Regions from separate parts of the Homo sapiens genome. Here region 1 is linked to region 2. The links are chromatin contacts, found by Hi-C or POLR2A ChIA-PET in ENCODE. All regions are on one chromosome and are shown on one strand. The core of a region is the stretch at or near the end of the contact, and the rest is flanking DNA. Distances in the headings are between cores, read along the strand shown.

Region 1 (6,325 bases), core at 2,934-5,433, 56 kb after region 2:
AATGGCTCACTATTCTGAATAATGCATTGAAATCTTGTGCTGTCACACTCCATCCTGCCTGGGCGTAACTCATCCCTTTGGCCAACATATCTATGCTCTTGTATATGTTACCTCCCTGCTAGTCACTCAGTAACCATCTCTTATCTGATCGACTGTCTCAGTATTGTAGTGCTTGTGGTCAAGTAATTCTTATTTTACTTAATAATGGTCCCAAAGTTCAAGAGTAGAAATTCTGGCATATTGTTATAAAGTACTATTTTATTATTATTGTTAATCTCTTACTGTGGCTAATTTATAAATTATACCTTATCATAGGTTACATATAGGACAAAACATAGTATATACAGGGTTCAATAGCATCTGAGGTTTCAAGAATCCACTGGAAGTCTTGGAAGGTATCTTCCTCAGATAAGTGGGGACTATGGGATGGATGTTGAAAAATGGATTTTGAGGTTTTTTTTCATTACTTGCTTGCTTATATAATTTTTTTCAAGAATTTCTACAGAGTGTATATATATATAATTTTAATAATTAGAAATAAATGCAAAAATAAAAAATGTACTTTTTAAAAATGTAAACAATACCTTTTAAAAAAGAAACATTGAGATTTTTAAAAGCAAAAATTTAAAATTCCTTAAGGATTTCAGTTTTGGAATAAGATTCTCCCCCAACCTCCTCCACCGTCAAATCGTAACATAGTTGTATTCACATGAAAGGAAGGCAGAATGAGCATGCTGGAAATATGGTGTAATACTAACAAACGACATGAGAAAGAGAGAAATCTTTATTTTTATTTTTTGTTTGACATTTTTTTCCCAACTGGAAAGTAGAATAAAGGTTAATAAGAATATATGGAAGGCCAGGAAAGGAAAGGCCACGTTAAGAAGATACCTACGTATGTCAAATGATTTCTAATATCAAGCCCAGATAAATTGCACTCTGGAGAGGAGACAAACTTCAAGAGCAGAGATGACAAAGTAAGCATAAGCTTCTAGAAAAGCTTATACTAGGCCATTTACAAAAAGAGAGGGAGAGAGAAATGGATTACGAATGTGACAGATTTGTAAATTTGACAACAATTTCTGGGCAAAATAAGTCAGGAAACACATGGTTTTGAGTTCACAGAAAAAGGGCAACCACTAAATTTCAGAATGTATTTTAAAAGGATGGGAATGAAAGTTACTCTTGATTCCTTTTTTGGGGTAGGATTCTAGACTTCTGGATTAGGTGATTTAAAAAGCAAAAGCAAAGTCTTTTCAAATTTGAGCAAGTCATGGAACAGTTTTTACTGATTTGTTGCTGACAAATTGGAGAGCTGTGAATAAAGAATGTAGGTCATGAGATTTTACCCAGAAAGTGGCATATGAATGCCCAGCCTCACAGTCCTGTATTTGTCCCTGTCCCTTTTAAAATGCTGCACAACAACTTGGATGTGGGCTGAAAAGTTACACAAATGCTTTGAAATGGAGGATCACATAATAAATATGGAATTCAAGACAAATTTAAACTGGTTGGAACAAACAGCTAAAACCAAGACGACTTTAACATAGACAAATTCAAATTCAATTGTTTAGGTTAAAAAAAACAACAGAAATAGGAAGACTACTCTGAACCCATCTTAATATAAATATGAGCAAATTTTTATACAAAGCAAATCTCTTTACAAGCCAACAGAGTGATGTAGCGATTAAAACATTCTGATATCCTTTTGGATTGCATTAATAGTGTGTTAATGTCAGGTCCACAGGAGCCGATGTTCCTACCCTATATTGTTTTTCTCAGTTCACACCAGAGTGTGGTATTGAGCAGATGTTCACTGATTCAAGAAAAGGGTGACTGGAGAATTTACATACAACTAACAGAAATCTCTGATGGTACTGGGCATATTTGTCTTAAGGGAGAAAGATTTTAGGGACACCCTGATAATAATCTTTCTATATTTAAAAGGCTTTTATGTAGAAAAGAGAATAATTTTGTATTGTTCCAACAGGTAATAGAAATTGTTACAAGAATGGGGAATTCAATTCAGCATGAAGAACTTTTTAACTATTAGAACTGTGTGAAATTAGAGTAGAAAGCCTTAGGAGGCAATGAACACCTGTGATTTTGAATATTCAGGTGTGTAACTGACAATGCTCTAGGTAGGTATTTTTACATGGTGGTAATATTGAGTTGAATTAGGCAATCTAATGACTTCTAAGCCTAAGGTGTTATGAGCTTATAGGTTCTGTTTGTCTTTACTTTTTAACTCCAAAGGCAAACTTTTAATATCTTAAAATCACCCTTCTTATATTATAAGATGTCTGGGTGAAGATAGTAAACAAAACTATTTAGGGAAGTCTAAATGTATTTGGCTTGCTATTCTTTGACAAATCTTAGCTGAAATTGACATTAACCATGACATATATATGTTATCATGCTCTATCTCTATTTATGATTGTTGCTTTGCACTGCTGTCATTCTTCAGAAGTTTCTTTCTTTTGACTTTCCTTAGAATTAGCTTTAGCGATGAATGAAACTTCAAATTTGTACAGTTTAATATGCTTTTAAATAACTAGAGTAAGACTTTTATATTCTCATTTTAGGTATTATGCAGACTGTAAATGCAAATTTTTACAGCCTAGGTGTGTAGGCAATGGGCAAGTTTACAATCTGCATTAATACTATAATTTCAGCTACATTTATTAACACCTACCCTTTGTGGGACAGACTTATGATCACTTCATGTGCTTTATCTCATTTAATCTTTACAAAAATCCTCTCATATAGATAACACTCTCATGTTATCAAAGCTTTAGAGAATTTAAGTTATTTATCCATAGTGATTCAGAGCAAAAGCTTTATAGCACTGTACCTCATATTACTAGAGAGTAGAAAGATTTATTTTGAATATACAAGAATCTGCCATTCCATTCCACTTTTTCCCTTTTCCAACCCAGAATCAGATACCTTGAAAATTCCCTTTTATACTTTTCTTTTTTCCCCTACCAGCTACACATAAAAAACAAAACAAAACAAAAAAGGAAAACAAAAAATAAATTTCTGTAATCATTTCTTCTACCCATCCTATTAACAAGTTTTAGTCCTAAACATTTAGGACTGCTTCCAAAAGTTAAGTGGTTTTTTTTTTTTTTAATGTTCTACTTAGTTGAGGCTAAACTGTGCCATGTCCCAAACCATCATCCTTACAGTGTTCTTAAAATGTCTCCAAGTCTCACTTAAAACAATCAATCAACTGGGACCATTCATTGGAGTCCACAGTGGGTAGATCCCTGACCTAGTTCCCATGGAGAGTAACCAAAGAAAAGGAAGACTGCCAGCTCACTGAAACACAAAGAGACATAAGAACACATTCAGAGGGATACATGGAGCAGGGATGAATTAATCGAACGTTAGGGGGTCAACCAGCTTATCTGTTGTATTTCTATAGGACATTGACTACCATAGCTGAGTGTATTATTAAAACTTTTTCAATGCAAATATTATAAAAGGCATTCTGCAGTGAGAGCAGATTCCCTGACTTTGTATTCATCCTGTCCATGCAGGATTAGTCATTGATTTCAGCAACAAGGAGCACATACAGTATCTTTACCTGCTGCTGATTGCCTCACTTTCGTTCACCGCACAGACCATAGGAGGCAGCGACGTCACATAGTGGGATATGTTAATCCAACCAAGTCTCTAAATACACAGCCAAGCTTATTGAGACAGAGCTGTGACGTTCCTGGAACAATTTTTTAATCCTGTTTTGTTTATATGAGTGAATTTGCTTTCCTCGTGGATAAATCCTTTGAGAGCAACTCTCATTGGATGCCCTATTGGAAAGGGGCCAGCTTTGGTATCTAAATCCTTAGTTCTTTATTAGTTTGGGAACCATAAAAAATACTTTAGACAATGAAAACTTCTCTCTTTTTCCTCTCCATCTCTCTCCCTGCTTTTCTCCTTCAAGTATATGCACAATCATACTATTCCTCAATTAAAATGGAGTTTGGCGTAAATAAATAACTTCTAAAATCATAGAATGGGAAAAGTCCTCTCTATCCTAGAATTCTAGGGAGAATAATTATAAAAAAAATACTTTAGTACATGAGTACTCTGAATTTCAACTGAAATGTCTTTAGCTAGAAGTCCCATGCATGTTCAGAGAGACGATTATCTGCTTGGATATAGGGCTTGGCAGAAATCACTTTTCAGTTCAGACATGGGATGGCGACAGAGTCTCATTAGGCTAATTTTATTTACAGGGCAGCCTGGTTTCCTGTGCTGTGAGCTGGGTGCTTATTCAGCTGCCTTGGCTTCGGTGGGCTTGCCGCACAGCGTATTTTTGTTTCCGAACTATTTTGGCCCTGGAAGGATGTCTGGCCTCGTTTCACTTTCGGAACTCTGATGAAAGCCACAGAAGTTTCCAGGGAGCCTGAGCAGGCTACTTGTGGGGCCCTTCCTCCTACAGCGTAAATGGCTACTGGAGGGTGACTTATGATCTGGGAAGAGCCCCTGTATCTGGAGACTTTCACCTTTGCAGAGGAAAGAAATTCTCGCTATAGGTGGCATTGACCTCCCTGTTCTGCATCTTCAAGGCAGGACTTAAATCCCGGAGGGCCTTCGATCTGCTACTTTACTTATTAGTATGGGTAGATGTGGGGTCTTATTATACCCTCCTCTGCCAACGCAGGATACTGCGTGTTAGTACTTATTACAGAGGGTGTGAGAAAAACGGAACAAGAATCTCAATTTGACTTTGAGGGTGCTATTATTGTTTTTGCTCCACGTGTTCATTCAAATACTAATATACTCACACATTAACAGGGTACCTACACACATATTCTCTCATGTATGCATCACAACACATGGCTGAAGGAGGGAGAGATGGTGATGATATATGCCTATTTTAAAGAAGGCTCAGAGGGGCCAAGTAATTTATGCAGGTCACACAGCTCAGAGTGCTAGAGCTGGAGTTTAAACAGAAGTCTGACAAATGATCATTGATTACCTTTTTTGTGACTCAGAGAAATGGTCTTAGCCAAAATTAATATGTTTGTTATGTTAATCTTCAGAAATTATTAGTCACAATAAACATTGTTCACATTTTGAAAACAATTATAGAATCGCATTTGCTCAGATCACAAGATGATACTGATAATTGCCGAGAAATCAAATCATAACTAAATTTAAGTTTACATGTTAACAAGGAAAATTAAACATCCTTTCAAAATGTTTGCAGCAGATAAAGTTATATTTTATGTTAGGTGTAGCTGCATTGAATATGCTGTAAATGAAAGGGATTGAGTTCTGCTAACATAAAAGTCGGGGGGCTTACAAGCGTTGGTTGGTTCTGAAAGCTGATGCATTTTCACTTTAGGACTGTGCAAATGTACTTATTTATGCATATATAGCCATGAAGTGTAACCAGGGCTAGTCCCAAACTAACTCAGACCATCAGCTCCCTTTACCAAGCCCATGCTATCTCTGAGTGTATTAAGGGCTTTGCTTATGTTATGTTGTAATTACTCATCACTAACAAATAGCTTGTAAGGTACCATTTGCCTGATGAAGACATGCAGAACCAGAAAGTAAGACATTATTTTAGAAACAGAGAAATGACTTGGAGCGTAGGCCTAACTCAAAAGCCCATGCTTGTCACCTAAATCTCCCAGAGATAGAGCCCCAGGCATTTAGCAAGATCTCTTGCTCCTAAAAGCTGCCTCCATGTGCCTTCCAACCCTAGAGCTTCTTAAGTATTGCAATTACCGGGAAGTAAGGGAGATCAGAACCTTCTACTCTCATTCCACATTCCTAAAGTTGACAAACTCAGATTGCAATTGAAATGTATTTGAAATGTCAGATGTTTAAATTTGTTTTAGTGCAAGTTTGATGAAATAAGAACTTTAAACAATTATATATATCTTTCAGGACAGAAAATAGAAAAGAAAAAGAAAGTATTTGCTTCAGTGGCTTGCTAAAGGCTTCTCTTATCTTGAAAGACCTGGGTAATTGCCTCAATTTTCCACTTCTCTTTTCATGTCCAGATAGGGCCTCATTTTTTTTGAGAGTTTTTTCTACCAACTGGTTCCACTATATTTGAAGTTTTCAATTGTCTCAAGTAGAATGTAATAAGGTCTTTTTCTTAGGTACCTCTTGTAAAAGTATTTTAGAAGATTATTAGAATATGTATACTTGAGTTGGCAGTGTTAGCAAATATTCACATCCCTTCAATGGCAGTAGCTTTGTGGGATGATAGAAATTGTGCAGTAAGTTGGGACTATAATCAGCCATTAACATTAAACATCAGGTATAAATGTCATTCTTCTGTTTCACCTCCACCTCT
Region 2 (6,398 bases), core at 2,248-4,747:
AGCTGGTAGAGGAGGATTTCTGATTCTCTGAGACATGGTCTGGCAGATTGAGCCCTGTAGCTAAAGTGAGTCAGTTCATTTTTGTAAGATGCAGCAAGATCAAGTTGAGTTAATAACAGGAAGCTTATTTATTTACTGAGCATCCTGTTCGCTCTTTTTAGTTTTGTGCAGAAAGGGAGCTGGAGGTTACCTTGTGCTCACGTCTTCGGGGACTTATGGCTGGTTCTGTCTCCTTGAAGAAAGTGACTGCAAGACATGTTAAATAACAATTCAAAAATTCAGGGAATTAATTTTTCTGGAAAGACCTAAAGGGGGAAAAATCCTGAAACTCCTGTTTTCTGTGTTTCAAAAGAATAATGTCTTTCTTTCCCCTAGGAATGATTCACTGGATGCTATAGGCTTTCTACAGACTTTTACTTGTACCACAGTTAAAGGTGAATAGTGTTTCTGCGAATAAGGTTCATGAGTTATCTGTTGCTGTAGATAACAAATTACCTTAAGAATTAGCAGCCTTAAGCAACATTATCTTACATAGTTTCTGAGTGTAGATTGGGTAGCTGGCTCCAGCACAGTGTCCCTTTTACGGCTACAGTCAAGCCATTAGCTAGTGCTACAGTCTCAGAAGACTTGATAGGCTAGAGTATCAGCTTTTAAGCTCACGCATGTGGTTGTTTATAGGAGGCTTTAATTCCTCACCATATGGGACTCCTCATAGGGTGACCCATGTTGTAGCTTTTCCCAGAGTAAATGATAGAGAGCGTACCCAAGGTGAAAACCTTAGTCTCTTCTCTCCTGGTCTAGGAAATGACATACTATCATTTTTACAGTATTTTATTGGTCGAATAATATGGGAGGGGCCTACAGAGAGGTGTGAATACCAGAAAGCAGCGGTCATTGGAGGGCACCTTAGAGCCTGGGTCCCACATTCTGGTTATTTAAAGCAGTCTCTGCGATGAAACCTCTTAGCCTTTACCTCTTCCGTCTGGCTTAGGATACTGAAAGCCCAAGGCTAGCAAGTTGGGCCTAACATCTTACATGTGCCTAAAGTCAACCCTGCACATGTAAGACCATTGATAGCCCACAGGGCACCTTTTTGTAAATGAGAAAAAGGTACCCTTCCCAAGATATTTTACTTCCACCGGTTGGACAATTGTCCTAATATGCCAATTTTATTACAGCAAGGCACTTTACAACTGCTGGAAGAGTGTTGTAATATACCAAGGTATAATTTTTTTATGTTGTGAATGGCTCCCTCATGCAGTACACAACATGCACAGCCTGTGTATGCTATGGTCTTGGCATATGGATTCTAGCTAACTGTACATTTAAAACAGCTAAGTACAATGACTGCCACATCTTGACCACAGTCTTTCTAGAATCTTCCAAATGGGCTTGATCTCTCACAGTGCACCCATAACACTTAAGAATTAGGGCAGTTATATGCCCTTAGTAATTACATATTCTTCCTTATAGTAGAGTTATGTATGTGTTAACCTCCCTCACTTAACTGTAACCTCTTTGAGGGTAAGAACTGAGTCTCTTCATTCATTATTTCATTCATCTCATATATACTGAGACATCGTTACTGGTAAAAGTGATGGTTAAAAAAAGGGTAACCCCGGTCTCCTGGTACTTAGATTCTCATGTAGGACATGAACAATGTCAAATAAAACAAATATGCGAACAAGATAATTTCGAATAGTGATAGGTTCTGTTAAAAAATTATGACACGGTAATAGGATAAAGACTGATGACATTAGGCTTACTTGTTCTTTGGGGCAGAGTGGGAGGAGGAAGAGGTAAAAACCTCTCAGAGGAGAACCCCAGCATCCTTGTAACCCCTGTTGCTAACAGAGTACCTTGCAGATACTAGATATGGAACAAAATTGTTGTAAAGTTAAAGTGAAGTGGGGTTCAAAGAACAAGCAAATAAAAACTCGGCAAGGAACATTTGGATTTCAGTAAATATGTGCCATATTTTAACTCCTAGAGGAAGATGGAGTCTCTGTTATTCCACATCTGCTTTTTATAAGCAAAGCACAAAGGCTTGGTTAGGTCTCCTTAAATAAGACTCATTTATTTCTCCTCTCTCACTGGAAAATAAGTAAAACCAAGAGGCAAAATCTACTGAACATAGTTACCAAATCAATCTTTACTGGTTAATTGTATTGAGATTTTCTCCCTTTTATATTTGTGCTGAGGCTAGCTTAGATTTATTTTATTTTGCATTTTGTATTGGAATGAGGCACAATGAGTAACTTGTCCAGTTGCAGATTTCGGAAGGAGGAACGTGGAGATTTCGGAGGCAGTCCAGAGGAGGGCAGTGAAATGGCTGAAAGTCTGGAAACTAGGGCTCACTGAGAAAGGTTAAATAAAACGGATTGATGTAATCATGAGAAAAATGCCAAAGGATGCTTGGCATTAAAAAGAGATAAAGAATATGTGAGCTGCTTGTCATAGCTTTAATGATCTGGGGCTTTATTAAAACTGGAAAGATTTAGGTCAGCTTTTATGTAGCATGTCTTTCCCAATTGTTGGAAGAGTCTCCATAGTGTTAAGAATGTGATGGAACTCCTTGGCTTAGTGAAATGAATCTAGAGTTCTTGCGTTTCATAACTGAGCTAGATAATTTATTATTAAAATGAGAGAAATTAGTTCATAATTGTGTTTATAAAGGATGGGGAGGGTAAAGATTGTTTCTTATATATCTCCTGGACACTAACTGCATAGGCTCTCCATAAATGCTGAAGATTTATTGGTATAGCAACACATATTGGAATATTTGTTCCAGAATATCACAGCTATAATGAGGAAATCTTGCCATTCTTTTAATAGCAAAGCTGATAAAGAAAGTCCAGAACTTCACTCCACCTTCTTTTTCCTTATCAGTTTCCTTTTTCTTAGTTTGCCTAGTATGAGTACTTGTGGCTTGTGTAGCTACTTATTATTTAGGTGAACATGGGTAGAGTCTTACTACTTATAGTTAACAAAGTCTCTTACCCTGGAAGAATAATTTTTAAGTCAGCTATCCATATCTTGCTTATTAAAAATGTCACTGCTGTCTAGGTCATTTGCTCTTTTGGTGTTGTTTCTTGCATGATTCACTTCATTGGAGTTGGAAATATGTTTTTCCAGCTGAAATTAAAATCCCAAAACTTATGCCATCCAGAGTTCAGTTTGCCTGAGCAAACCATGTTGGATCCTGGATCATATTTGTCAATTACTTTTTATGCTAAGATGTTAAATGCAGATGTTCAGTTGGCACCTTTCAACACTATTTATTGGTTTTTCATTTTTCTTTCTTCAAATATGCTCAAGGCTTAATGTAGTAATACCAGGAAAAGCTCCAGTTACTGAAAAATATACATGTTCCCAAGGTTCCTTATCTTATGGTGATTGGCAACTAGATTTGGGAGAAGCTGGCCAAGCAAAGGACAGTTGTGGGATGGAGTACAGCGGCTGCCTGGTTGGCTGGCAGTCTCGCTGCAGCAGCTGGCATTGTTCCTCAACTCTAAATTGCCATTGAATTTGGTCTGTGTTCCAGACTTTGCGCAACACTTCCTCTTTTTCCTTTGTTTAACAGAACACCCTGTTAAAAAAGATCTTCCTAATAGCACTCTCTGCATGCTTTGTCACCAAAATGTTCTACACTCTCTTACTCCTGTATTCCCTGTATGATATAAAGTACTTGGATTTCCACAAGCTTTACCAGCCCGAAGAAGGGAAAGAGAAGATTCAAAGTAGTGTAAACATTTTAATCTCAATATTTCTTCGATTTCTAGTTCCTCCTAGCTTTTGTAGATCATTTAGTTCTTTCAAAGTTATTCCACAGTATTCCTGAGACTTCTCATGCAGTACAACATGTGCCCATTAACCAACACTGTCGACTTTAAAGTGGTAACTGTCATTTTCATTATTTCTTACCCTAGCAACTTCAGCAAATGATATTTTCTAAGAAGCCATATTGTAGAGCTCCCCATGCTGATATTTTGAAGTCTAGGCCAATGGTGCTACACTTGCTAAGAAATTACAGAAGCTATGGGGGGCTCTCAAGCTTCACCATTTTTAATGCATACTTGCCTTCAAGAATGCCATTTCCATCACCACTGTCCCTATTGAAGCTGTCTCCTGTTGATATATGCCAAAGGTAAATAGGGTTGTTTACCTGAAGCTGTTAATTAATTAGTTTGATGTTCACTGGGAACTTACTAAATTCCAGGCACAGGCATGGCTGGTTACAGGAGTAAATAAGACCCAGCCCCAGCTGTCACTCCCACCTCTTACCATAGGTTTGTGAATGTGTACTCTAAAGAGGGAGCTGCATTTAGAAGGCAATTCTAAGACAGTGTGATAAGAATTTTGATAAGGGGTAAGCACGGATGTGTTGGAAACAGATCAGAAGGGCAGCAGCCATTCTTGATATTAGGGGTTTTCCCAGGGAGGTGAAGTGGGCTGGGGTATCTAAACTAAAGCCCTTGCTCAACCATTTAATTGGCTTGTGGTTCAAGGTTCAATCTATATCAGTAGATTAAAAATCAGATTCTTTTTTCCCAAGCGATTTCCCACAGTTTCCTGAAATACCTCTCTGGAGTTTGAGTGTTCAATTTATCTGCTTAGAGAAAATTGTTATCAATAATATCCCTGGGACCTTGTCCTTCAGTGAATACATGTGGCTGTAGAAGGATGTGTTGGGATTATTCTGGAATTTTTCTTTGCTCCTAAAATTTAGTATGAATCAATTGAAGAGCCTCTTAAAAATGCAAATTGCTGGATCCTACTCCCAGAGATTTGTAAATTCCTGGGGTCAGATAATTTGCATTTTCAACCAGCATGCCTCATTATTCTGATCTGGGCACTGCTCTTTGATTAACCACTGGCTGCTAAGAACACTAGTAGGAGTAAAATTAGGATATAAACAATTTTTTAGCTAGTTTGTCAGTTAATTTTATTTTTGTCTAAGCTGACACCCAAACCACATATTATGGGTAGTTTTTTTTTTTTTCAAAAACACATCAAAGAAACCCAACCAGATATTATGATTTGTGATATGAGATTGATTTTTTTAGTAGTCATATCCATGAGAGATACCACGTAATTCTGAACATTATGTCCTTAAGCTTATAATTAATGTTGGTCAGTTATTTTGTTGTTAAACTACTGCCTTTTACATTTGTACTTAGCACTAGAAAGGACATGAAGTATGTGAATGATGGTAGATGCAATTACCATTATAAAGTTGATAATACTTGAGTCAATGCTGAAATGCAGTGTGACCTTTAGGAAAATGTTACGTGTGGGCATGGAAGTATTGTGACACTTCTTAGGAGAGACGGAAGTGCATTTCATATTGAGTTATGATTGCAATCAAATCCACAAGTGCCCATCTTTTGCCCTTCCCATTTCAAGATTACTTGATAACTTGGATCATATGCTGCAGGCCACACATCTCACTTTTCTTTAAAATATGTTTTGAATGTCAGCACTTGTATCTTGACTTTGATTACTGTAATTTTATTTTGATTTTAAAAAAAGCCAAAGCTTTGTTTTTCTGATAGTGAAGGTAAAATTTATAGTTACAATTTCAAAAATCCATATTGTGGCTTTAAACAATGATGAGATATGTTCTCAAAACATAATGCCTCAAAAATTAGTCTGATAGTGAATTCCAAAATCTTATGATTTAGGGAGACTTAGAGAGTCTTTGCTAAAGCCCAGATTACTGGGCTGGAAAACCAGCTCACAGTCTCTTTCTAAAAATTCAGGGAAGCTGGAATCTGTTAAACTATGCAGTTAAGGGGCTATTTTGAATTATTAACATTTCCTAGTTAACTGGGGTTTAAGACCACATTTCTTTGGTATTTTTAAAAACAATATTGAAAGGAATCTAATCTTTCCATGGAAATTCAATGTTGCCACTATATTAGTAATCATTTAAACACTCTAAAAGTGTAGAATCATTAAATTGTACAGATTTGGGGCTGGGTTAATTAGCCTGAGGACCATTTAATTTAACCTTATTTCACAATTAAGAAAATGAATATCAGAGAAGGTACACGATCATTTAGTGGCAGAGTCTGATACATCTGAGGTTCATTCCTGTTGTGTCTCGCTAATGAAATACGGTTAAGCTTTTGGTTTAACTTTTAGCTACTACCTTGTTAGTTCTTCCTTTATCCGTATTAAAAACCAAAATACTTTCTCACACTTTGTGCTAGGGTCCAATCTCATTAGCCTCAGTGGTGGAGGGAGGGATTGGGAAGGCCTGAGAGTTAAACCCAGCCCTGCCTTCTCAGATGGGCAGATGCTAGAGGAAAGTCGAATCGAGCCGGCAGAACACAGCATTTACCCACCATGCCAACCTCTCTGTGGCAGAGTTTCAGGAAAGCTGTCAGAATCAG

The links. A loop is a pair of places that touch in the nucleus more often than their neighbours do. ChIA-PET counts read pairs that join two places held with the same protein, here RNA polymerase II (POLR2A). Pooled maps may share reads with other maps.
Region 1: a loop to region 2 is called in a map of Caco-2, with 2.5 times the contacts of the local background. The contact joins two enhancer-like sites. A Hi-C loop is called at or near these places in 1 of 168 maps with a recorded cell type or tissue (Caco-2) and 8 of 50 pooled maps. POLR2A ChIA-PET finds 5 or more read pairs at or near these places in 2 of 52 experiments (MCF 10A and Panc1).

Annotation. Positions count from the first base shown.
Region 1 is chr3:28,912,613-28,918,937 of GRCh38, forward strand. No RefSeq gene overlaps it. Among named protein-coding and RNA genes, the nearest start is that of LINC00693, 340 kb to the left of the region's middle. Within about 2 kb of position 4,184, at least 19 of the 41 ENCODE cell types and tissues checked have a DNase peak (open chromatin) inside an H3K27ac peak, as active enhancers do.
Region 2 is chr3:28,856,979-28,863,376 of GRCh38, forward strand. No RefSeq gene overlaps it. Among named protein-coding and RNA genes, the nearest start is that of LINC00693, 280 kb to the left of the region's middle. Within about 2 kb of position 3,498, at least 5 of the 41 ENCODE cell types and tissues checked have a DNase peak (open chromatin) inside an H3K27ac peak, as active enhancers do.